Linked DNA regions of Homo sapiens: regions 2, 3 and 4 are each linked to region 1. The links are chromatin loops, found by intact Hi-C in ENCODE. Cell type or tissue: endothelial cell of umbilical vein. All regions are shown on one strand. Each heading gives the region's core, and the rest is flanking DNA. Links, peaks and the distances in the headings are about the cores only.

The links. A loop is a pair of places that touch in the nucleus more often than their neighbours do. Peaks named below come from ENCODE experiments on the same cell type or tissue, not always from the same donor. Only the 100,000 strongest peaks of a DNase experiment are listed, where the experiment ranks them.
Region 2: a loop joins it to region 1, with 4 times the contacts of the local background. A loop is called at or near these places in 5 of 110 quality-filtered maps.
Region 3: a loop joins it to region 1, with 15 times the contacts of the local background. A loop is called at or near these places in 3 of 110 quality-filtered maps.
Region 4: a loop joins it to region 1, with 2.7 times the contacts of the local background. A loop is called at or near these places in 3 of 110 quality-filtered maps.

What each region holds. Positions count from the first base shown.
Region 1 is chr3:106,859,498-106,865,172 of GRCh38, forward strand. No RefSeq gene overlaps it. Among named protein-coding and RNA genes, the nearest start is that of LINC00882, 380 kb to the right of the region's middle. In endothelial cell of umbilical vein, for the core only: a CTCF peak has its summit at 2,743; a DNase peak (open chromatin) is centred at 2,754; H3K27ac peaks cover 215 bases.
Region 2 is chr3:106,625,826-106,631,500 of GRCh38, forward strand. It overlaps LOC101929485 (a long non-coding RNA gene), which reads right to left. Exons shown (of 16, transcript XR_007095992.1): 2 at 4,645-4,706. Among named protein-coding and RNA genes, the nearest start is that of LINC00882, 610 kb to the right of the region's middle. In endothelial cell of umbilical vein, for the core only: no CTCF peak of the experiment used is centred there; a DNase peak (open chromatin) is centred at 2,766; H3K27ac peaks cover 312 bases.
Region 3 is chr3:105,683,928-105,688,927 of GRCh38, forward strand. CBLB (Cbl proto-oncogene B) reads right to left here. Exons shown (of 19, transcript NM_170662.5): 14 at 1,393-1,539. Among named protein-coding and RNA genes, the nearest start is that of CBLB, 180 kb to the right of the region's middle. In endothelial cell of umbilical vein, for the core only: a CTCF peak has its summit at 2,573; no DNase peak of the experiment used is centred there.
Region 4 is chr3:106,725,815-106,731,489 of GRCh38, forward strand. The region is part of intron 1 of LOC105374029 (a long non-coding RNA gene); the gene reads right to left. Among named protein-coding and RNA genes, the nearest start is that of LINC00882, 510 kb to the right of the region's middle. In endothelial cell of umbilical vein, for the core only: no CTCF peak of the experiment used is centred there; DNase peaks (open chromatin) are centred at 2,817 and 3,837; H3K27ac peaks cover 3,318 bases.

The DNA.
Region 1 (5,675 bases), core at 419-5,418:
AAGCAAAGTTTTAGAGATTTTGTAAGTATAAGGGAATATCTTTATGACCTATAGTTCAAAGATTTTTAAAGCATTATGATGTTAACTATAAAAAATCTTAAAATTCTACATTGCTTCTTAATGAGTCATACAAATATATATACACTAAAACTTTATTTAACCTATATGGCTGCTTTTTACATTATAAGCCAGATAGTTCATAGATCGCAAAGAGCTAATTTCAAAACATTTTTCATAAGAAATAATCTTGCAGGGGAAATAAGCCCAAAACCCAACTAAGAAAGATAGTCCATGGATACTCAATAATCATTTATTAGAGAAAAATGAATTAACTTGAATGATATGAATAATTAGAAAAATAATTAACCTGAACTAGAATTGAGATATTTATTTGTTGCTGTTGTTGTTTTAGTCTTAGCATCAAGTATGTATTTTCTTTAAAGGCCATTTTTTTAATCCTAAAAAATTTCAACTGTAAATAAAATCCATCTCAACCCAAAAATCATTCTCTCAAACAAACTTGATTTAAGCAAGAATGTAATAGGAGAAAAGTGATACCTGCCTTCTTTTTCCATCCTATTCAAAGCATTTTTCTTCCTTATCAAATACTATTACTACAAGATTTGGATAGTCCCCTTTTATAAGTCCTAGAAATTTTGCCTGTGCATTTTGCCCTCATGTTGGTTTAAAGCAACTGAATTCCTGCAGTTTATTAAAGCTTTTCTGGGTTGTTCAAACCATACTGACCACAATAATTAATACTGGATAATTTTAAATCTAGTCCCTAGACATAAATTCAGGTAGTATACATACACTATGATTCTGCTGTTGTCCTTAGGGTTACACTGACTATGCCTTACCATGTAATCAGATGGAATATGTTGAAAATAGAGTAACTGATCTCATTTCAAACCTGTGAGTCATTGGCATTAGTTATCCAATGAGTTTTGTAAGCAAAGTCATGTATAGAATGTATACATATGTAGTTTTGTCCTATCTTATTTTTTCTACTTTTTACAGGGTCTTCCTAAAGTAGCAGATAGTCACAAAAATGCTCAAATAACTAACTTTATAAATGCTAGTTTCCAACCTATTAATTAAAAAAAAAAGAAAAAGAACACTTACCAATGAATGTACTTAATTCAAAAATGGTTTCTACCAACATTGTTCTCAACTCTAATGTACCTGGTAAAATAGCCCATGTATGCTTCTTTGAAATTTTGCCATCTCATTACTTACACCAAAATCAATCTTTAAAAAAACAAAAACAGAGAGACAACGTTGATGTTTGGTCTAGCAGTGTTGCTAAGTATTTTAAAAGCAGCAAAGAGTAAATTGAGAACCACACAACTAATAGTCCAAAATACTATTGTTATATGCCCCTCATCTGCAGCTTGCCTAATGATTTTCCAAATATTAAAAACCAAATGGAGTTAGTGAATTAATGGTCATTACAACACCCATCAGCACGTCTATAAACCATGTGTACAGCTTTATCATATTTTACACACCAAGCAAGAAAGTCAATTATTTGTGACTTCTCTTCCCAGTTAGATTGCACCTCCTCAAAGGCAGAATCATTTTCTTTCCATTTCGCTTCCCTTAGAGTGCCTCATGCCTAGTTGGCTCTATGTGTTATTAATTAAAAAAAGAAAACTAAAACAGAAACTAAGGTTGAATTGTGGCTTGAAACAATGGATGGAAGTAACGTAAGTGTGGAACTCTCTTTAATCTGACCCCCTTAAATTATTCTATATGCAAACAGTTTTTAAAGAAGTCTCCTTAAATGCAAATCACTGTCAGGTTCCATATGGTCACCAAATAAAATATTTCTGAGGCATTGTTTAAAACATCGCAAAGTAATACATTGGAAACAAGTTTTAGTCTCTGTTTCTAAGATGAGTACACAAAAAGATTTTTATCAAATCATTTGAGTTATTGACCTCTTACAAATAAGAATAATGCATTGGAATTTGGGGACTCAGGGGAAAGGGTGGGGGTGGCAAAGGATAAAAATTACACATTGGGTACAGTGTACGCTGCTCGAGTGATGGGTGCACCAAAATATCAGAAATCACCACTAAAGAGCTTACTCATGTCACCAAACACCACCTATTCCACAAAAACCTATTGAAATAAAATATTAAAAATTAAAAAGAAACAGTCACGGGAATGGTTTTACACTGAACAAGCACTTTCAACAAAGGCTTGGAGCTTTGAGTCCTTTTTGAGTCAAATAGCTTAGTATTTTAGGCTTTTGTTCTCTCTGGTAAATATGAATACTCTCCCTGAAAAGGATAAGTTGTTTCGTTTCATATCTTGTAGCAGTGTCTTCAGAGTTAAAACCTGTTACTTCATCTTTCTACTGAGTGATAAGTCACTTGGGCTTTCACCAGTAGCTTTGTGCTTAAGTAAATACCTCTAAATATAATCTAGCACTACCATCAGCTTACCTAAAAAAGCACCCCTTCTATACAATTTCTCACATCTTCAAAAGAAACAAAGATACAGTAACTGGAGGGTACAGTGCTCCAAAAGATAGACTTTTCCTGCCAGGCTTGATCAAACATCACGAATTCTATAGACTTTTCTGTATCAATAGCTTTGTAAAACAAAAATCCTTCCATAAATGGGATGATAGTGAAAAGTATGCTGGTTCTGTGATTGCTCGGCATAAAATTCATTAGATTCTAGCCTGCATTCCTTCAGCATCATTTATAGCTGCAAGAAAAACCAACAGCACCTCCAACAGCAAAAACAGGAACAGTGAGCTCTGGAATTCATGTCATGTTTATTTTGATAAAAGAACTATATTCATTTCAATGAAATTTTGACAAGAAGCGGCAGCAGTGATGAGTTCATTTCCTTGAATTCTCTTTGCCCAAACAGCCTAAGAACTTACCTTTTCACAGAAAGACATTTCTGTGACCACTTTATTAAGTTTTAGCTAAGAAGCAATGCTTCCCATTTTTCATACATTTGAGAAGTCAGTTTACGTAAAAGCAGCTACCCTGAGGACTCATTTTTATGAATCAACTTTTACTGTTGTTGCCAAGAGCTGACATTAGCATGCAGATTTTGAAGTCATTTTAAGTATTGTCTGTTAATTAACATTTACTTTATTAATGTAAAATTTACTAAATCATTCTTTGTTAGAGATTCAAAAATTTAATGTATTCAAATGACTATATAAGATGCACGGACATCTCACATTTTAAGTGTTAGTAGCAGCTAATCTTTCAACGAAATTGCTTCAGTTCTCTAAAATTTGTTTAGAAAATTTCCCTTTAATGACATCACATTTAGTATTGAACCTGAAAGAGAATGTAAAAAAAGAGAAAGAAAAATAAAACACAGGCCGTAGAGACAAGAGAAGATATTTTGACCATAAATACACAATTTCTCAACCTGAACAAAGTTCGAGTCATGCAATTTGATATAAATTGCCCCCAAGAAGAAAAGCAGTGAACAATAAAAAACTATTTTTAATAAGTGAAAAATCTGTGATAGAAAGTTAGAAATGTCTCAACTACTGACTAGGGTTTCAATGTCCTTATATATCAATCATTGCAAGAAAATGTTTCCAGTTAGTTTTGACAAGAAATGAGTGAATATGTTCATTTTACTACTATAACATATCCACAGTCTAAGAAATTGTGAAGCTATAATTTGGAGTAATTATTTATATTATAACCCTCTCAAGTTTATAAAAGGATTTATACCAGAGTTGTTTTAAATATAGTAAACCCTGCAATGCATTAAATATTGACTCAAAGATTATTTCCTATTTTGTCATGGATCAGATAGAAAGTTGATAAGAATGATTGATAATTTATCAAAAGTAAGATCTAGCAACTTGGAAAATAAGAAGTTACGGTTCAATGTTCAATTTCATTTACAGATACTTTTCTCCCAGAGATTTATCTCTGTATAATGTGTCAGGATACACAGAATACAGAATACAATTAACTACTTAATTATACTCTGTATTTAGTAGTGTAGAGAAATTTAAATGAACTTTTTTTTTTATCTAACAACAAAGAAATCTATGGGATATCTACTACGGGACAGATACTAAATGGAAAAGACAGACATACACAGGTGAATAAGACATGGATGGTACTGTTGTATTCACAGTTTAGTGGAAGAAATAGAAAAATGACTAGTAACTAAAGTACAATGTAAAAAGTGTTCTTTATATGGTGTTATGGAAATACAGAATGGAAGAGGAGTTAGGGAAAAGTTCACAAAGAAAGGGTTTTGAGCTGGGTCTTAAAGGAAGAACAGGAGTTCAGTAAGTAGAAAGAAGAGGAAAGTATCTCCATCAAAGAGAGCAGCAAGTGTAAACACATAGGATGTTCAAAAGCATGACATATGTAAAGAACAGTGAGGACTTAGGATATGATGTCCTAAACAATCTCGAAATGCAAAGGAAACAAATCGGGAAGGGAGTTGGACAGAAGTTAAAGCAGAAAAGATAGATTTTATTCATGAATTATTGCAATAAGGGAAAAGTAATAGAACTGAGCTCCATTCTGAATATAACAAGAACAAATGGGGATTTACAGTCAAAGATCATCATGCGGGTATGTGGATAAAAAATTACAAAGAGAAAACATCAAGGGTAAAGGGGATTCTGGCTAAACCAGCTCACCAGGATTCTTTCAGAAGACAAGACAAGGTGATCAGATATTGAGGGTAAGGAATTAGGAATTTGATCAGATACCAAGGATGGGAAAGTCTTGATAAACTGACCCAGCAGGAACCTTACTAAAACTGAACTAAGGGCCGGGCACGGTGGCTCACAGCTGTAATCCCAGCACTTTGCGGGGCCAAGGTGGGCAGATCACAAGGTCAGGAGTTCAAGACCAGCCTGGCCAATATGGTGGAACCCCGTCTCTACTAAAAATACAAAAATTAGCCAGGCGTGATGGCGGGTGCCTGTAGTCCAGCTACTCAGGAGGCTGAGGCAGGAGAATCGCTTGAACCCGGGAGGTGGAGGTTGCAGTGAGCTGAGATCGTGCCACTACACTCCAGCCTGGGTGACAGAGTGAGACTCCATCTCAAAAACAAAAAAAAAACACACACACAAAAAAACAAAAAACTGAACTAAGTGACCCCAGGACAGAGCCCAAGGGTGAAGTCTAGTCAAAAAGAGGACTCAGAGGAGCATAACTAACTGGAGTCTTTGCCAGGGTGTTGAATGGGCTTTCCTGCTATGCTAAAGGATTTGTCCTTCATCATTTAAAAAACAAGAAGCCAGGAAACGTTGGGAACAGAAAAAAACATATAGTATTTAGAAATAAAAAACACAGTCATTTACATTAAGAACTCAGTCAATAGGTTAAAAAAATAAGCGTTAAACCCAGCTGAAGACATAATTACTTGCAAGATAGGTATGAAAAAATTGCCTAATATGCAGACTGGAGATGTAAAGAGATAGAAAAATAACAAAAGGAGTTAAGAGACAAGGAGAACAAAATATGAAAATCCAATATACATCTAGACGGAATTGCAAAAAAAGAATAGAAAGAAATATGGAGATGCAAACACCTGAAAAGTAATGTCTGGAAGAAGTGAGCTGCCATGTTGTGAGATGGCCTGTGGCAAAGAGCAATGGGATACCTCCAAGGGCTGAGAGTGGTCCCCGTGGACAGTCAGCAAGGAAGCAGGGT
Region 2 (5,675 bases), core at 417-5,416, 230 kb before region 1:
AGGCTAATTTTTCTTAATTTAGAAAAACATTAAATAGCAAATATAACCTCTGGAAAGTCAAGAAAGAAACTGCAGCAGCAGAAAAAACACTTTACATTGTAATACCTTTCATTTTTTTTTTTGCTTTTTGAAGAAGTGGCCTCACATTTTTCATGTTGCACTGGATCTGGAAGCTTGTGTATACTCAAATCCTCCCCAGTAGAAGCGACATTGTTGCATTATGTCAGAATCTCATTTTTACTTCTCTATCACTAACAGCATCTTTTAAATGTTTTCCTATGAAAACCTATGCAGTTCTCACTGCTCTGACTGCAGGGACAACCTTATTCATCTGATTTAGCTTCAAACACGGCACAAAGGTATGAATCTTTGGTATTTATAAAAGCTCATAAAACAATTCATTTTTAGAGCCCACCATTTGTGGAACAATGCTTAAAACCTGGATCAAATCCAGAGAAGAAAACCCAAGGAAGTCAGTGATTTAACCATTTGTTGCCAGAGGAACCACTGAAAGAATTATTTTGTGTCAAAAGTGGAAAAATCTGGGTGGCGTAGGAACATGAAAAGCTGTCCCCAGTTATAAGACTATAATAAGATTAGCTGCTGCCTGTTACTGAGTGCTTGCTATGTGCTGGACTTTCTGCCAGGTGCTTCACTAAACTTTTATTTCCTCCTTGAAACAGTTTTTTGAGGTAGATACTTTTATCTCATTTGATAGATAAGAAAGGGGCATGGAGAAATGGAAGGTCACACAACTCATAAGATGTACAGCTGATAATTAAACTTACATCTGCCCTAATACCAAATCTTGGCTGTTAATCTCTACCCTACAGTCTAAGAGCATTTGTTTAGTACAACTGAAGAGGTAAATTGAGAACAATGAGAGTAAAAATTATTGAGAGAAATATTTGATTTCAAGATAAAAGCATGGATCATTTTTATAGCCCCTGGTTTATGGAACAACATTTAAACCCTGGACCAAATCTAAGGGAGAAAACCCAGATAAGTGGGTGACTTAGCTACTTGTTTCATGAAGAACGACTGAAAAAACATGGAAAAATCAAAGTGTTCTGAAAGCTGCCAGTAAACAGAAGGCATTGTCCTTCAAAGTTATGGGCTTACCGCCACTAGTAATACTAGAAACAGCTTGAATGAACTTTGTAAGAGCATTTGTTAGAAAAGGTAATAGAATTTCAAAGGTAAAATCAAGGGTGATTGTGGACAAAGAACTTGAATTTGATTTCTATTTTAGCATTAAATAATTGTGAGATTTGAGGAAATTATTTAACTTGTCCAAGACTAAGTTTCTTCATCTGTGAAATAGGAATAATAATGCAACATGAGTTGCTGTGAAGATTGAATATAAAGTGAAGCACTCACTTCAGTACCTTGCATAGACAGCACCTATTCAGGAAGGATAACAATAACTATTTTGGTGTTCATGTGTGTGACAAAGGCAGTGATAAGAAAGGATTTCTACTTTGATTGAGGTATTGGACTAGGTAATATTAGAACTTTCTTCAATTATGAATTTATATAGAAAATGGGTCAATATCTAAAACTGTGAACTTGGCAGAAAGTTCAAGGCAGAAGTTAAAGATAGATAGAAAGATAGTAACTGGGATTTAAACTGAAACCCCAGGCACAGGTGGAGAATAAAGGCAGGATATAAATACCAAACACACTATTTCGGCATGAGGGAAGTGATTCTGTACCTGAGGAAGGTGAAGAAGGGCTGGAGGTTATATATTGCTCTCTAGCTATGTTCTCTAACATGGTAGCCACTAGAGTCATATGGCTGTAAAAATTTAAAAATCATGTTTTTAGTTTTTTTGTCATATTTGTAATTCCCAATAGCTGCATGCACCTAATGGTTACTGTCTTGGATAAAGAAGATGGAGAACATTTGCATCATTGCAGACAGCTCTATCGGACAGTGCCTATCTTCAGAAAAAGGCAAAGTGCTACTAGATCCTCAGACTAGATCCCTATTTTCTCTTCTTATTACGTCTAGCCACTTAATTTCCCCTTCCCTTGCTGACTATTTCGAAGGAAACCAAGAAAAGCTCTGTGGTAAGCAGAATTTTAAGAAAGCTTCCCAAATTTCCATCACTGGTATACACATCCTACGTAATCTTACTCCTTTGAGTGTGCGTGGGCCTAACCTACTCAGATAGGCCCTTTTAAATGAGGATCAAGAAATAAGACAAAGGAGAAGCCAGCAATTCAAAGCAACAGAGACATTCTGTTGCTAGCCTTAAAAGGAGCAAATGGCAATGTTGTGGAGAAAGCCATATAGCAGGGAATAGCAGGCAGATTCTAGAAACTCAGAGCAACCCTTGTCAATAGTAAGCACGAAAACTGGGATCTTGGTCCTACAATCAAAGGGAAATGAATTATGTCAACAACCTGAATGGCCTCAGAAGAGGACTCTGACCCTCAGATGAAAACCCAGCCATGATCAACACCTTGATGTCAACCTTGTGGGATGCTAAGCAAAGAACCCAGTTGAGCCCTGCCTGGACTTTGGACCTACAGAAATTTTAAATGGATATTGTTTCAAGCTCCCAAATGTGTGACACATTTGTTATGCTATAATAGAAAGCTAACATAAGCCACTTGTAAACACAATAACACACACACACATATGTGAAGCCCATTCACCATGCACTGGTTATCAACTTGTCTGAGGCTGGTAAGACAGAACACTTATGCATGTAAGTTACAGGAAGTTACAGGAAGCAGATGTATTACTTACAAATAGGCAGCAAAGGGCAGCAGAAGCCTAGGACTCATTGTGAGTCAGTTCTCTTAGGCTCAGGAAAGCTGCCTGGGGCAGATGGAGTCTCCACTGTGCATGCCCCACTTGCACCACAGCTGAGGGACCCTGAAGGGCAGGTTGCTCCAGGGTATATACCTCAGGGGCAACATAAAATGCTGGGCAAAAGTATTGAAATTTCTAGGGCAGAGAGAAAAAGCCTGTCATGTTCCAACCAGTCCCTTCCTTATCTCAGGATATTATATTCTCAAAACACGCTACAATTTTTTCCTGAGAACTGCAAATGAAAAAGGGGAGAGAAATGGGTCAGTCCAAGGCCACCCAGAGAACTGTCCTGCAACATACACACACACAGAGACAAACTCACCCACACTCATACATGCACACACTCATACACACACACATACACACACACATTTTTTTCTCCTTTAAAGCACACAAAAATATAGATTTTTAAAAACATAATGTGTTTTTGTTTCACTAGGATAAAGGTTTAAATGAAAATATGTTCAAAGTTTTACTGCTGGCAATGGCAGAGGCACAGAGAAGAGGTGAGGCAATTAGCTGGGATTCCAGCATTTTCACATTTTCTTTAAATAGAATCAAATGTACTTGATTCTCAACAACTCTGAAAAAGAAAAGAATACATTTATACTGTAACAAAGAGAACCCTTCCAAAGTGTTTGTTGTCTGCTTAAGATACCAATTTATCCCACATCATGGTTGAAATTGTTCTCCTATTTTCAGGTTAGATATCTGTACTCCAAGAGCCCCTGTTGATGTGTATTGTATTATGTCATATGTGGGTAAAGAGGGAACGGGTCTCATGAAAACTTGCTGCTAGCTTAACACAAGCTGATCTCTCACTTTCTAATAGAAAACAGACCTAAAGAGAATGGGCTTACTATGAGACAAGCTTGGAAAGGGAGGAGAGGAAATGGGAAAGATCAGGAAGTGTTTGCACAGCAGGCAGATCAGGATGGGCCCCTCGGTGAGCACCCTTCCCTGAGACAGAACAGCTGGAACACATGCCAGGCACCCAGAGGGCAAGGATGAAGCTTCAGAAAGGGGAAGTGAAGAAGACTGAGACTAATTTTACCCACTTGATAATTTTGCTCACTGCCCCCTGTTGTGTAAACACCAGCTTTTGGTCACATACACATTATCTGCCCTTAGAAAGAAAACATCTAAAGATGTCTTGCTGCCCTAGGTGGCTCTTGACAGGAACTTGAGGAATCCCTGAGGAGAGGAGATATTTTTAAGAAAGAACGAGAACCCAATTGACTTTGCCATTGATGAACTTTGTACAGCTCTTTGTCAGAGGGGAGATGGAAGACAGATTCAGAATCTATACATGAAACAAGGTTGCTGGGGAAAACAGACTTCTAATGGTTTTCTGCCACCCCTTTTGTAAAGAAAAATATCTTTGAAGGGGAATAATTTCTCAACAATAGTATTATTGCCATCTAAGGAATTACAGCAGACAGAAGAGGACAAGTATGAAATATAACTGACCAGTCAACTGAAATAAGCTGAAATTCGAAAACAGGTACACTGGATAGCATTGTGTTTAAATTTAGTTTACTATACTTTTAATAAAATAGAACATTCGAAATGTGCTGTTCTCTAATTTTTCCTCAGGTGAGTTAGCCTTGCCTGTCCATGTGTACCTTGAAGTCAGGGGTTTATTTTCTCTTGGATCCATCTTAAATCTATCACGCTGGGCAGGAGATAGAGGGCCAGTGGAAAGAGGCTGATTATTTAACCATAAACACTGATGTCAAAGGTCAAGACCAATAACTATTTATGTGCATATGACACAATGTCATCTTTATACTTACATACCCACCATGACATCCACATACCTCTCAAATATGGAAGTAGGCTATGGTGGAATGTGACAAATGTCTTGTGGTCCTCCCTATTCCTGGAGGGAAAAAAAAACCCAAAAGACAAAAAGTAGCATTTCTTCTCCTCAAGTCTCACCTTGATTCTACCTTCAAACAATGCGACATTCAATTATGCTATTAGAAGAAGAGCATTTCCCCAAGAGTGAGAATGCAAGACTGGCAGAATATTTGCTTTGTAAATTGGGGGTTACCTGTTCAACCTTATATACCCATAGATTCTTGGTGACTATGTCACATGCTTCAGTCAAAAGTAGTTGCAGCATACACTTTAAAGGACATACATCATCATACTTCAGCCAAACAGCTTCTATATGACAGCTTATAATTTTCTGACTAAATATAAGATTACTAGGAACATGCAGATAAAAATAAAGAAGCAGAAAAAAAGATAGGTTGACAAAACTAAGGCAGATGAAGGAATTCTTGGCTGCAATATCATTCATAAATTATAAGAATGACTACAGAATGCCATTTCAAGGGGAGTATTCTTCCTTCCCCAGAATACACTTTCCTGGGTGTATTTACATGAGTTAGGATTACATTTTTCCTACACAGCTGAACCCATCCTGGAGATTAGACATATAAAACTATTTTGACCATTAAACATAAGTTAAATGTTTTTTCTTTCAGATACCTGTAAATATATTATTATAGATGGTAGCATTTTAATATACTTCCAGGATACATTTAGAGTTTTCTGAAACTATCAATATTGAAAGAAAGAACCAAAGCTTGAAATTTTGGAGTATTAGTCCTTATTGCCTTCAATATAAAGCCTAAAAGACATAGCATAATCTTTTTCCTGCTCTTCCATTCAACACTATATTTTACCGTATCAGTTTGTTTTGCTGCATAACACATAAACCCAAACTTTGTGACTTATGTAACAATCATTTATATTGCTCAGTTTGGTGATTTGGATGGGTTCAGATGGGTAATTTTTCTGGTCTCAACTGGGTTCACTTATACATCTATGACCAGGTGCC
Region 3 (5,000 bases), core at 1-5,000, 1.2 Mb before region 1:
ATTAAGACAGACATCTGCTTAAAATGAAAATGTGCTTCTCTTTCCAAGTGCTGCATTTCCTACCTCAGTGAGATGCCTGAAGAAACACATTAAAACATTTTTTAGTTTTTCATTGGAAAAGAAGGGAACACTGTACTTATAAAATGTTTTCAGTTGATTGACTTGACCTCAAAAGGAAATGGCACACTAAGTAAAGATGGCACAGATGACTGAAGTAATTGCCATCTCCCCTATCCCTCAGTCAGTCATGGAGAGATGCTGGAATGTAGGGCCACCAGCAGTACTTGAGCCCTATTCTATGTGCCAAGCATGGCCCCAGGAATGTTATACAAAGGAAACCAGAACTCAGAAAGTAAGTTTTGTAGCTGGGAGTACTGAGTACCTCATATATTTCAGTCAGGTAAAACAAACAAACCCAGAAATAATAGATTTCAGTTTATAAATTCAATAATATAAATGCAGACTCATGCCTTTACTTAAAGATAAAGTAATATTTCAATACAAACAACCCATTATTAATAACTCTTATTTACCTCGATGGAGCTTCCAAGTCAAAGACCAAGGCTATCCCCATGTAAGTGAGAATAAGCCACAAAAGTAAGGAAAAAACCCCCATTATTCCACACATTCTTTTTTTTTTTTTGAGATGGTGTCTCGCTCTGTCACCCAGGCTGGAGTGCAGTGGCACAATCTCGGCTCACTGCAACCTCCGCCTCCCGGGTTCAAGCGATTCTCCTGCCTCAGCCTCCTGAGTAGCTGGGATTACAGGCGCCCACCACCACACCCGGCTCATTTTTGTATTTTTAGTAGAGACAGGGTTTCACCATGTTGGTCAGGCTGGTTTCAAACTCCTGACCTCATGATCTGCCCGCCTCAGCCTCCCAAAGTGCTAGGATTACAGGCGTGAGCCACCACGCCTGGCCTATTCCTCACATTCTTATTTGATCTAAAGGAAGGTAAATAGCACTTGATAGAAAAACAAAAAGTTAAGAGAAACACCTTGGTATTTTTTTCCCACTTCTTCAAAATCTGAATAGAAGTAGGTAGCAAGTACATCAAGAAGGAAAATGAATTTAAATTATACTAGTATGTACATCATGAAGAAAAATTCTAAGGAAGGTCAGAATAATACCTTAGTTTCTGAGCACTAATTTTTCTTCATGAGATAGGTGTTTAGAACTGATAAAATAAAGTGACTTCCTGATTAATGAGAAATCTGCATCTTTTAGTTTTCTTTAAAAGTAATGCTGGAAATGGTATAATAGGAAGAGAAGGATTTGAGCTGGAAATTAAGGATTTTTAATTAGACGTGAATCAATTGTTTAAAAACAAACATTACAAATGATAATGCTTATGCAGATGTAAGTGGCAAAAATCTGCCCATACTCTTACCGAACAGGAGGTTTTACATTATGACAATGAGATGGTTGTGAATTCAGGGAAACAGGGTGGGATGAAGGAATCTTGTATTCATCATCATCTTCCTCTACTGGGTCTCTTGTTTTCTCTGAAAGAGAATTTGCTAACGGACCAGTACACCTACCAGGGGAAAAAAAATCCAATCTAGTTTAAGCATAATATTCAAAACAGGCAAGTCTGATGTGACATATTCAAGTCAAAGAAGCTACTTTATCACTTATGTTCATTTTTCAATTACAGGGTATCATCAGAGAAGCTGTTCTTATATCAAATACAAATGAAAACAATTTTCAATCTTTTGTTAAGACCCTTGATGGGATAAAAGAATTTTCATCCTCACAATTTTAAATGGCACAATAGGAAAAACTAGTAACCTGTCGAATAAAATAAAAAGATGTTGGATTTGTAAGACAAAATGTACAAATTTATTCAAACCAAATCTATTAAAATATTAATATTTTGTTCCAATTTAAATTAAATGGGTAAAATATGATGCTACAATAATAAGCATGGTTGTTTTATATATTAAAGAAGTCTTTATAGAATGGTCAAACTTTTTGTCTCCTGTGAATATTATCTATAGTTGGAAAAATATCCAGTTTAATTCTGTAAAACTTAACTATCCTGTGAAATTATAGTTGAAGTTGTTAGGTTTTTCTTCCTACCAACAACTGAGAGCTAGAAATGAATGGAATGATTAGATGTAGATAATGAGAGAACTTATTTTTAAGTCTTTGAAGTACATTATTTTTATGGTTTAAATTCCCTGGCTAAATAAAAGAGAATTAAAATGAGTAAAACCATCACCTAATATCAAAAACATTAAGCATTTCACTTATCCATAAGAGTAAATAAACCAAATAAAACAAACCCAAACAAATGGGCAAACATAAACAATGTTTTTCGTAACTGTTGCTACCAGAGTTTAATCTAACCCTGGCTGAAGCCAATGAAAAATGCCAAGGCAGAAATGCACAAACTCATCCTGATTCACTTTAGGACGACCAACTAGTTTGCAAGGCATTGGGAATACACACATGGATCCAAATCTTTTTGTTAATCATCATGAACCTCATGAGAAATCTGTTCAATTTAAAAAGGAAGGAAAAAAAAAAAACAAAAAAACTAAGTGACTGCAATTTTGCAGCACCTTCTATAGAGGGAGCAAGAGGCCTTTGGTATATTAAACAAACATGCCTGAATTAACATTCATTTTTATTTCTTTTTATTAGTTAGAACAGAAACAATTTTAGGGGCTTTTCTTTGTGACCATTACAAGAAGGCATTTTGAAAAATCTAAAGATTTAAGTTTCAACCATATTATCTAAGTCATTAGATAGGACATTCAAAGATCAAAGAAAAACTAAGATTTTTCAAGTGTATGTTTATTGATACCTATCTTTGAAAAAAATTTCAATACTGATCTTTAAATTCTTGTTGTTTGAGCAACTTTAGAATTCACATGAGCGTTACAGGGAGACAAAAGCACAGAGACAAAAGCATAGTGACAAAAGGTCCAGTGTCACTACCTACAGCACAAGCTAAGGGCCTTAATAATAATCTATTATTACACCTATTATGGTTTAACTTTGGAGGATTTACTTTCCAATTAAAGGAAGTTAAGTATATGGGCTGCAAAATGGTGATCTGATGGCACTGGAACTGGGAGAGACTTATAATATTACTTTTCCATAAATTCCTGTAAACACAGCCATCAATTTAGCTAAGTCAAGGACCAGAATGGGTTCTATTACCAAATGAAATGAGAAATATATACTGTACATCCTCTCTATGCCTAAGATACTTTCATTTATAATGAATCCCTTTCTATGCAATTCAAGCATACACTATGTAAAAAGAAAACAGTATTTTTCACTAAACATTCAACAACTATTCAATATCAGAAATGTTCTAAGATCTGCCTGTTGCAGGTTCCCTCCAAAGATTTAAGTTTCCAAAGAAGCAGTTCATTATGAGTCAACAATGGACCATTTTTTAAATCACATACGTTGTGGCTAATTTGATATTTTACCTTCATTGATAGAGAATTTCTCGAGTAATTTCCCCCACTCTTTTGCTTTGCCACAAATCAGTAGATTATTTCAGAATGAAGTGAAAAGCAAAGCTCATCTAATACTTCATGGAATAATAAGGCTTATTGCTAAAACTTACTAGTATAAATTGTCAACTTACACAGATTTTAGAGAATTATATCTAGAAGTGAAAAAATAGTTTTCAAGTGGTGTTTGTATCTAAATATGAAAAAAATACTTAGGTGTTCCATTTATCACCATTTTAATAAAGTTCTAAAGATTCAGATTTTATTTTTCTGCTTATGTTTTTTAATGAAAATGTTTAATATCAGTATAATAGTCTATTTGGATTAGAAATAAACCAAAAGAATAACATTACAGTGTATTTTATTCAAGATTACATAGTTTTTATTAAAAATTAATCTTATCCAGTTCTGAAAAAAAAAACTGGTTTCTATCAAAAAAAATAACAGAAGAGGATGGTACAAATGAGATAAAGAAGTTGTATATAAAATAGCAAAATAAAAAACTAGAGTCATGTAACTAATTATACCATCTGGAATTACATGTGGGGTTTTATTTTCCTCTACAAACTCATTCAAAAAACAGGTTTAATTTTACTTACTACTAAATAACAGGTAAAATAATTAGATTTATATTTAGTCATTATCTATCCATGTATGTGACATTTGGCAGTAGAAAAAATTTCTATCTTATGGGGCATGGGACAATTTTCAGTCATTGACTAAACTTACGGGAAATTTTTAGGATACCAGAGGAATAAAGCTGAACAAATTGTATTTGGCTGACTCCACATTAAAGCCTACCATTACACTTATTACTGCAATCCCTTTATATTCTCATCTTACATTCCCGGAGTGTTCTGCACTGATGCTGTTATTACTGAGTTAATACACTGGTAATACATAGGGACATACACTCTCAAAGATGCATAGTCACCACCCCCCCCACAACCTGGACATTTTATTAAATTCATTGTGTTAGTTATTTGAGCCTTCAGTGATAAATACATTCATCTTCTACATATGCACACTTGAAACAAACCAAGAAACAAGTGAATTTTCACGCCAGCACAGGAGATAGTATCCAATGCTATGCTTAATTAGTAAGCTTGTTTTCTACATATAAGAATCTATCTTCCTTTAATAGTATCTGAAGGCAAGTAACGAAAAAATATCTTCTGTTAAAATAGAATCTTTAGAGCTTGCCCTATACATTACACCATATTTCTTATATTACATTATCCCAATCCTAACAGGGAAAAATGTCTAACTCAAATAAATAGTCCAGAGAAGAGACAAAACAAAATATAGCTATATTTGAAATGATTTTTGCACATGTGCCACATATAAATCATTTCCTCAAAACACTAAATTTTATCATATACATGCTAATTTTCAAGGGTCTTTCATGACATCAAAAAAAAGTCTGTGTGGTATACTATCAAGCTTTAAGATAAGCTTTACTTATAAGCATTTTCACTAACTTGTTTGTAAATCGGAGAAACAGATTTGAAGTTGCTTTGTA
Region 4 (5,675 bases), core at 316-5,315, 130 kb before region 1:
GTATAACCAAGGGACTAGTAAATAACATGGTGTTAAAAAAAATTGATATCCTACTACTAGGGGAAAGCACAATTCAGCTGCAACATATGGTTCTGGAAAGCTGCAGCCTTGTAAATGGAGCTGAGGAAAGAAAAGCAATTCTGGAAAGGTGGTTGTACCTAAAGAGAAGGCCCTGGTTACAGCCATCTACATAACTGACTGCAGTAAAGCTTGAAGCCCCATTTTCAAAAGCTGATTAGAATGAAGATTTATTGGGAACCTATGGTGATCTGGGGACCAGTGTAACACAAATAGACAAGGTTTTGTTCCCAAACCTTGAAAGGCTGCCAATATACAGCAGAATTGGGTATACGTAGAAGCAAACAAATTTCAAAAATCCATAGTCAATTGTGAAGAATTAGAAGTCAGAAGTTCTTGGATTTTTGTAAAGTATTTAATTGTGTGAAAAATAACTTTGAAATAGATCATCCATTTCAAAATCAGATACTGAGCCAGTCCGAAACAGCAAGTATTGTGTGCATCTCCAGTGATCAAAATAATAACAATAACAGCAATAACAATAATAATAATCAAGTAGGTGTGTACTTTCTGTACTCAGTACAGTACAGTACTTTCTGTACTCAGGAAGGTCATAGGATAGAGAAAAAGGGAGGAATAAGTAAACATAGTGATGTGTGCTTCCATAAAGCTTTTGCAGTGTGCTATGAGAGCAAACAGGAGATATTTAATTCTGTTCGCCTTTGGAAAAACTTCAGAGAGGCAAGGCAATTTCAAATACCAGTAGGATTCTGCCAGCCATAATATTGGTGAAGGAGGAGTGAATATCAAAGAGTAAGAACATTCTAATATGAGTATTCACACAAATTCTTTATGTGACCCTTGACTTTGACCCTTGACATTGCAGTTCTAGCATATTAATTAGGAGTACAACCTCAAAAGTCAAATTGTCTCTATTTACTTCTAACTGTGTTACTCTGAACAAATTACTTAACCTGCCTGAGTCTCAGTTTCTTTATCTATAATGGGGAAAGATAAAATATGCTTTAGAGAAATGTTGTGAGGACTTAACAATATTTAATGTAAAATAACTAGCATTTTGATGCACAACTAATATTCAGTAAATGTTAGCTGCTGTTTTTCTTTTTTTTTTTTTTAACTTTTGTTTCCTTTTAAGTAATGTTCCTTTTAAGTAATTTCCAATACATGGTGAAAGAAGCAGCAAAACAAAGCCTCCTTTGCTTTAGGAAGTCTGCCTGTTTCTAGCATTAGGAGCAAAAGGTAGTGGTGCTGCCGTTGGAGATAAATAAAATATAATATCAACCACCATCTTTAAACCCGCTTTATTTCCCACTCACATTTTTCATTATACATATCTAGTCTTTACAATAATCATATGAAGCAGGTAATGTTACTATTATTCCCATTTTACAAATGAGGAAACTAAAGCTTAAAGAGAACAATTCTCAAGTTAAAAGAGCCATTTTATGAAGTCATTATTAAAATTTGGGTGTTCTAGCCAACACCTAAATGTTCATTAAGAACACCTAAATTTTAAGGGTGCCAGTTCTTAATCACTTTTTTGAAATGTTCTTAGATAGACTTTGGTCCAAAATAATCATTCTTCACGAACTGAAGCATAAGGGGAACCTGGCTTCTGTGTCCAGCAGGGTGGGTGGTCTAGGAATTATGAAAGACTCCCCTAACTAAAATTCTAAAATACTCAGAAAAAAACATATTTTTAATGACACGGGAGAGTTTACAAAAAGTCAAGAATTATGTGAAAGCAGAAATTCTGGGAGATAAATGATCAACAATACCAATTTTCAACAAGGAAATCTCTATTGAATCTTGGAGACTTGGAGATACCATAGTAATGGTCAAATGGTGTAGGGGAAAAATGCTAAAGCCTAAAGCTAACCAAACCTGGGTGACTTAATAGATGACTTCCACACACAACTAAGACCTTCAAAGGTAATCAGAAAAGAAGTGAGAGGAGCCCACGTGCCATGGCTATGATATCTCTCCATAATCCACAGCACAAAGAGCCAGAATGGATGGAAAAAAACATCATGTTAGGATGGTAGTGAATTAAAGGCTGTTTTGCTAGTTTAACTTCATGCTGCCAACCAACGGAGCTGTAGATTCATGCAGTAGTGTTCCTTTATTTGCCTTCATCTAAAATTTTACTATATGAATACTAGATTGCAATTGTATGGAAAGTACCTTGGACTTCCAGTGTAGGCTTGTTGACTAAACGATAGTAATTTGGTAACAACAACAACAAAGTATCAGAAAGAAGAATCAGTCTCCAGTCTCACCTATCATTTCTCTGACCTATATTTGGAAATGCTCACTTGGACCCAATAATTTTGTTTCAGAACCGACATTCTTAATTCAAAGAAACTCTAGGAGTTAATATAAATTCTGAATCAAATTTGGGCTTTATGTTTCCTGAGTAGACAGCACCTTACCCTCACTGTAATGTTATCTCTCCATTTCATTTTTGTTAATTATATTGTACTTGAGTTTATGGCAGTTCCATTCTTCATATCCTTGTTCATAGCCCAAGTAGTCCAAATGTGTTGACTGAAGAATATCAGAGACATGAGTCAGAAAAATGTCTAAGGACAAAACAATTTGGAGGTAGACATGAATATTTCCACTAATGGAGATCAGCCAGGATGTCCACACAGAGTGACTAAGTACATGAAGGGAGATAGAGAAAGTAAGTAAGAGTTGGTCAGAAAATTCATGTTTTTCTTACAGACTAACAAGGCACAGACGTATCACTCGGGGAGTTAGAAACAATTACACATGACTCACGCCAAGCATTTTAAAGCCACAAAATTTTCACAAAAGTATTCTACTGTTTCTCTTTCCTTCTATTCATGCTCAAATATTCCCCCCTGCGTTTCACAAAAGTATTCTATTGTTTCTCTTTCCTTCTATTCACACTCAAATATTCCCCCCTGCGTGTCTACTCTTAAGCTGGCTGGTTATGGTAGGTTAGATTATTAAAGACTTTGAAAGCTAAGAAAAAGTGTTTATATATGAGACAGGCAAAAGACAGCCTTTGTAGATTTCTGAACAAAGGAATAGCATGAGGAATGTGGAACTAAGGGAACTTCAGAGTGGAAGGAATCTGTTAGATGAACTGGAATTCAAAATGGAAGTAAAAATTGTAATTCAGATCACATAGGGATTCTTAAATATTTTCTTATATCAAATAGATTGACTACTGGTTGTTATGAGGTAGAGATTTTGTGTTTAGTTCAATTTAACTAACACTGATATTGTGCTTTCTGTGGGTCTGAGTGTCTTGCTAGCAGTTTAAAACATGGAGACAGCCATTATTGAGCTTTGCTTTGGGTTTTATCAATTCAAAAACAAAATCAATAGACATATGTGTAGTTTTCTATGTATAACACCTTAGCCAAGAAATTTTGTAGAAATGTTTCATAAAACTTCTTTTCATCTGAAGTCGCTCAGATTCTCAGAATGGCAACTAGAAGGGTGAACAGAAAATAAATTGAGAGACAGTCAGATTATGAATCCACAGAAATTTACATGGCTAATAATTTTAAATTTTGAAGTCAGAAGGACATACATTGAACTTCTGGTTCTGTCATATTTTAGCTACAGAATTTTGCATTTCTCTTTGGTAAAATGGGGATAGTAAGGTGATTCACAAAAGGTTTTCTGGGTGCAGCAAACTAGAAACTTTTGTCAAAATTATCTAGAATAACATGTGGCCCAGAAAACTCTCAGTATGTATTCATTTACTTCCTTCCTCAATATTCAAAGAAAAGCTGGAAGCATAAATTGGAATTCCCAGACCTAATAGTCTTCCTTACAAGTTCACACATCAACAGCTGATCTAGCCACTATTTTATTTTCACCCACAGCCACCAGCTTCTTACATGCATAGACAATTCTCTTACTGTTTTGGCATGTTGCACAGCCCTTTGCTATTTTACAAATCACTTCGGTTCACCTAGAGCCAAACTTTTATCCACCTAAAGGATAAAAATCACTTTAAACAAAAAAAATAATATAAAACTGTATCTCCAGAGCCAGAGAGCCCAGACTAGTTGTCCACATTAATGCAAAGAGGAATCATTAAAGCTTACTGCAGGATAACATTGTAAGGAACCACTGCATATGTTCTTTTGCTTTATTCTGTTCTTGAAAATGGAATAAAATGAGACTTGCATTTAAAAAATCTCTCTCCATGTTAAAGTACCTTTCTGTGTTGTTATGTAGGTTTTTATAATATTAAATATTCTGTTTTTCCTCCCTTTTTTCTTATCTTTTCACCATGCATGCTGGCACATGGGTTCCAGTGTTTAGCAGACCTGATTCAAATCCTGTTTGGCCAACTGCTGTCTCCCCTGAGAGAGTTACCTCAGTTCTCTGAGGCTCAGTGTATTTATATGAAAATGGACAAAAATACGCTATGGCATAGTTGTGAAGATTAAGTGAGATAAAATATTAAAACATTTGCATAGTTGTCTGATATAGGTAAAAATGCTCAATAAATATTAGCAGCGATTCATAACTATTATTACCAGACATAGGGAATGGATGTAGTAACACCTATGTAAATTCACACAAAGTTTGAACTCCCTGCAGTTCTTTAAGGCATTATATTGATAGAACTCTGAGAATCTAAAGGTTCAAGTCCACTCAGAGTCCCGGAAATTTGGACCTAAAACTGAATATTTTACCTACGATTGAATGAATATTTAGACAAAAACTGAAAAGCCAGAGACATTATGATATATACATGGGAAAATACTGGTCAAGATAGTATAAAGAAAAGAGATATGAAGGCATAATCTTTAGTGGAAATAAACTGATTTGTTTCATGCACTCTTTAAAATATGTTATTCTGTACAGAATATAAGCAGTGTGATATCTGCTATAAAATGCTCACAGATATTTACAATCATACTTTCTAACTTATTGCAGAGCCAGCCAGTCTCAGGAAGGTGATAGGCCTGACACATACTGAGGTATGTTTCCTAAAATCCCCTCACAAAGAAAGATTTTAAAAATTGATACAGTTAAGGCATTTTTTATTAATAACAAAGATAACTTTCAGTGGAAAAGAGGGGCTTATCACCAAAACAAAAACTCCAGACTGAGGAGTTGGTGTAAAATCAGAAGTCTTGGGTTTTCAATTTTGTGTTTTCTGTTTATCTGGGCAACCTTAGACAAGTCACCCAACCTCTCTGAGCTTCAGTTCCTTCCCTGTCTTAACAGGTTACTGTGAGAAGCAGAATGAGATGATGAGGGTGAAAGGACTCTGTTAGTGTTTCTAACATCACTACTCCCTTGTATGCAATAAATACCTCCACCCAGTTACCATAGACATACATAAAGTGGCTTCTGCCCTATTCTAAGATTTCTTCTGATCCTCTTATTTTTAAATTTCTAGTATCTGCCCTTCTATATGGTCTTGCTTGACTTTGTACCTCTAATTCCCTGTTGTTTACCATGCCCCTATCTCATTCAACAGCAGACATCAAATGGCACACTACCAGGCTCAGACCCACAATCCCAGAAGAGATTGTGTTTAGAGGCTGACCTTTGGCTCCATCAACACTCTGCTAGCCAACACTTTGGCCGCAAGTTCACTCTGCTATCCACAGCTCTGGGGCACTTCTCTGGCT